Regions from separate parts of the Homo sapiens genome. Here region 2 is linked to region 1. The links are chromatin loops, found by intact Hi-C in ENCODE. Cell type or tissue: B cell. All regions are shown on one strand.

Region 1 (2,500 bases):
AAATACACTGAGGCTGTTATAAGATGTAAAGGGACCAAAACAGATATAAAAATGATCATTATTTTAGAAGCAATACTGCAGAAAACCAAAATTGTTTCCAGCAGGCAAATATAAGATGGAAAGTTCCCTTTCAGAAATGAATGTACCTCCACTTTGGGAGAGGGAAACCTTACTGTCTATGAGAGCTTTGCCAAGTTACTTAACTCCTCCATCCCTCAGGTTTACCTATACCTCACAGGGTTGTTATGAAGATCAAAAGAATAAATACATGTAATACACTCAGGACAGTGCCCAGCACATTAAAAATGTTATTGATTATTATACACTACAATCATCATTGTCATCATCTACCAGAAACTAGTTCATTTCAGTCTCACATACCTCCACAGGTTCATCATTTTCCAATATTGCTGATGGCATCACTTCTTAAAGCTCATTTTATTTTGTAACCCACTTATTCTCTAAACAACATTTTTCCAGGAAATAATTTAAAATTGCTCTTTTCCAACTAAATGCAACATAATCTTGAGATAATTTCAGCTAAGCCATTCTCAGCATTTGCCAATCCCTCACACCAAGAGAAAACTTATCAAAAATACTTCATGTGCTCCAACATAAAAATGAAAGACATATGTTGGTCATTTAATCTTAATTTTTTGCTCAATTTTCTGCATCTTTTGATTGCCAGCAGGTCATTTCACCAATCAATATAATAAATTAAGTTTTAATAAATTTTCATGTTACTTTTTTCCCTCTATCTTAGGTAAAGTTTTATCATAAGACTCAACAGCTGAAATCATAGCAATGAAAAATCAGATGAATACACACAAGCCTGTCTCATTTTTCTGGGTGATAAAATTAAGTTCCAAATAATGTATGCATTATGAAAGTTACTTTACAACATACCTATTAAATAAGATGGTCTCCTTACTTACTGATTCTTTTCTTTCTTAAAAGAATCATTAAGCAAAGAACCTAAAACAGTAACCCAAATAAAACGCAAAGATACTTTGCTGTGATGAAAGCTCAGAATACTAACCTGAAAAATAAGAACTAAGGGTCTTCCTACTAACTAGGTATAGGTTATTAGATAAATCACTTTACATCTTTAGACTCTGGTTTTCTTATCTGTAAAATGAGAAGGTAGATTAAATTAGCTCCAATTTTCTTTCCTGCTCTAAAAGTCTATGATTCTACAAGGTACTATTTTAAATAAAGTTTAGAATTTGAAATTTTCTCATTTCTGTGATGAAAAATAGATTTTGCTTATTACCTAATGCCCTCACTAGATGGTGCTATTGGCACAGTTATCTCAGGTTACTTGAGGAAACTAGCAGGCCACGTTTCCCAAAAGGGCCACTTAACAGGCTTTGGGGATTACTCCCAGTGAGTGCTTTCCAGGCCACTATAGGATATTTATTATCCCCTTTTCCCTCACATTAAACATCAATAATTCCCCCCACTTCCCCAATAACTATGACAATCAAAAACAATCATACACCATGTCATCCTAGAAGGCTAGCCCAGTTCAGAACCACTAAAAGAATATCAGTTTTCTTTTCCAAACTTAAGAAACTGTTACGAAAAAATTAAAACTGATAGTTTAGTTGCTTGTGAAATTTTTAAAAAGTCATTTCTATAATGACTGCAAAGTGTCAAAAGCTCTTTACAGTGACAAATGAATATTCATACCCCAAAAGATCAAATACTTAACAGGACCTCTTTTGTCAGCTGAAGACTGAACAGCTTGTTATTCTATGCTTAATTTACATGTTGGTCTTACCAGTGATTATTAATTCTATATTAATCATTCTGATAATTTATATAACGACAAATGCCTTCCAAATGAAAAATTAAAAGAACTCCTATAAAAACATAAATTTGCACAATAAAATCACTCATAGCCAGTAGCAGAGGAGCAGCAGAGAACCCTAGGGAAAGTGGGCTGCCTACTTTGAAAGAGGCTTCATGAGTAACATCGTTTTTGTGAATTTTGCACGTTGAAACCTCATAAATCCAATGGGACTGCATATGACCAATAGAACCATCTCTCAGAAATAGTTCCCAGTAACCAAGCTCACAAGATTGACATAAAATCAGAATGCCAACTTCTTAATTTACAGAGATAACTACAGCTGCCCAAACCAGCAAGAGCACATGCATCTATGTCCTTGGGTCAGGACTTTCTCTCCCTTTTAGGCATGCTACAGAGGAAGCCAGGCTGTAATCAGAAGGTTGCCTAGGAAGGAGAGAATTAGGAAAAGGAGGATTATGTTGACATGATTTGAATGCTACAATGGCAAGAAGTCAAGGGAGTCTGATGCATCAAGGTCCAAAAAAAGGATACAAGCCACAAATAAGAATCAAGTCCAGGATACCCAAAATAACTCTTTGATGGAAGTACTATCATGATTCTCACTAGTCAGACTACAAAACAGATTTGAAGAGGTTAAGTGATTTGCTACAGTCATGTGGAGGAGACAAGAGCTCAAACACACAT
Region 2 (2,500 bases), 1.4 Mb after region 1:
TATCACCTCAATAAGAATTTTTTCTGACTACTCTGTGTAAAACTGCAACTCCTTTCTTTCCTACTTTATTTTTTTCTTACACCATTAATTCTCATTTAGCATATGACATGCACTGATAGTTTATTCTTCCTCTGCTCCCCACACTAGAATGTGAGCTCCATGAGGGGAAAGGTTTTTGTCTGTTTTGTTCACTGCTATGTCGCCAATGATCGGTACACAGTAAATATTCAGCAAACATTTGTTGACTGAGTCAAGAGACACAAAATGTAAGGGAAAACTTCACACTCTAAGAAGTACAGAAAATAAAGCAATCTGAAAGAGACATTAAGGAATGTCAAATGTTTTAAAAGATGATGAAGAGATTAGATTTCATAAGGTAAAAATGTTAGAGTTTACACATAACAAAATAACTTTTATATTTACAATAGCACCAATACAATTTCTAAATATGAAGATATAATCTTTGAAATTATAATACCTAATGCATATAGTTCTTATATATGCATAAATATAATAATCTTTGAAATAATAATACCTAATGCATATAGTTCTTATTAATTCCTGGCAACTTCTGAAGCATTTTAAAAGCATTTTGTAAAAAAAAAAACTAATTTAATTTGAGGAAGATGGGAAAACGAAGACATAGGGGTGAAGTGAAGGATAGCCCCAAACTATTCATCCATTAAGTGATGAAGACAGGATTCAGACTCATGCAGTCTCCTGACCTGTATGCTGTTCTCTCTAGCTACTTTTATTTCTCCACTGTGCTATGCTCCTCCTTGAGACTTATTTTTTTTTGTCTACAACATAGAGGTATGAGGTTAGGCTACACAATGTGCTACATTTTGTAAAGCAAAACAGTGCATGGTCTGTCAGTGGCTGCACTGCCAAATCCCATGGAATGTCATCTGTGTAGTTTGAAAACTAAAACACCAAAAGAATAGATTAGTATTTGACCTGGAGAATCCCAAAGACTATTTGGCGAAAACCCATAAAGCATCATTAACTGCAGAAAAAGTGCATTCCCCTTAAGACAGGCAATATAAAACAGCACCCAAGAGTGCAGTTAATTGGAGAGCTTAGGTGAAATCTGACGTTCTCAGCTGAGCCAGAGAGCTTCTGGGATGCGATGGGTTGAGTCCGCCCCCATGTGGTCTTAAGGTGCAACTACAGAAGTAAGCCAACTCCCAGAGTTGCTAGGAGAGCTTGGCTGTTTTCATGTTTCTTTCCAACCACTATGTCTCCAGATCTAAGGCCATCGATGAGAGTGATCACGCCAGTAAACTTCTAGAGAATATTCATTGTCTAAACTGACTGTATGATAAGGTGTGAATTCCTGAGAAAGCACAGCATTCCTAGCTGTTCATAATCTGGGCCAGCTTAACTTCCCATCCTTGGCTCCATCTAAGGGCATCTTTATTTCCTCCATGAGGGAGGCACACTCATTGCTCTGTGCTTCTGCATGTATAATCTTGTGGGCTGGAATGCCCTATGCATCCCTTTCTACTGGAAGAAGTATCCATAATATTTGAAAACTTAGCTTAAAAATTATCTGTAACCCTTGTGTCTCTGCCACTAAGAGCCTGAGTCATTTTGGGAAGAATGCAATGGTTCTTTCGGTTTTGCATCTCCCAGACCCCTAAGATTAGGTGGATTTGCATTTGCACCAGGGGTTGCACAGGATTCTCTGTCAGGATGAAAATGGAGAATCTTCATTTTTCTAGTGAAAGTTGGTGCCCACTAGAAAGTTGGTGCCCTTTGCTTTAACATAGTCTTAATTGCATTTTATTTCAAGAGGTTTAAATAATCAAAACCACCTAATCTGGCACCCTTATTTCCCACCTTGACTATTCTTAAGTGGTCTCCTTGCATCCATTCTTTTCTCCCTCAATTATTCTCTAAACAGTTATGAGAATGGTATGTCCAAAAACTCACAGTAAGAGACTGTTTTATATGAAATCCCCTGATGGCTGTCCATCACTTGCCAGAGTGGCCTTCAGATGTTTTGAGTATGCACATCTATTAGTAAAATACTTTGCAGCATGCACCAACAACATAAACTTATTTAGGCATTTATAAATCATATAACTGTACTACTATGGTCATAAATTATTTATGTTATAAAACATACAAAAATAAAAATTAAAAATTAAGATAGAAAAATATTAATACTCATATTGTTATTAGATTGGTGCAAAAGGTTTTGCCATAATGGCAAAAACCACAATTACTTTTGCACCAACCTAATATTAACAGTATACACTACCTTATTGCACTAATAATCATATTTTTGATGACAGCAATGCAATTGGATGCATTTGATTATTTTTGAAAACCTCAGTTAAACCCTGTGTTGTTCTACCTTCAGTTTATTTGGGTATTTCATTTAAAGGACTGCTGTAGCAATATTATCATTATCAAAATTTTTTTTCAGCATCCTGATGGAGAATGTAGTGCAACCCTTGGTGCAAATGCAAACCCATTTTGGAAAATACTGACT

What was found. Peaks named below come from ENCODE experiments on the same cell type or tissue, not always from the same donor. Only the 100,000 strongest peaks of a DNase experiment are listed, where the experiment ranks them.
Region 2: it touches region 1 in a loop (13-fold over the local background); 10 of 110 quality-filtered maps call a loop at or near these places.

The regions. Positions count from the first base shown.
Region 1 is chr1:58,514,705-58,517,204 of GRCh38, forward strand. The region is part of intron 7 of OMA1 (OMA1 zinc metallopeptidase); the gene reads right to left. It also overlaps a transcript of DAB1 not described here. Among named protein-coding and RNA genes, the nearest start is that of OMA1, 31 kb to the right of the region's middle. In B cell, a CTCF peak has its summit at 1,285 (motif pointing right); a DNase peak (open chromatin) is centred at 1,317; H3K27ac peaks cover 801 bases.
Region 2 is chr1:59,946,368-59,948,867 of GRCh38, forward strand. It overlaps a transcript of CYP2J2 not described here. Among named protein-coding and RNA genes, the nearest start is that of CYP2J2, 21 kb to the left of the region's middle. In B cell, CTCF peaks have their summits at 1,141 (motif pointing left) and 1,341; a DNase peak (open chromatin) is centred at 1,144; H3K27me3 peaks cover 513 bases.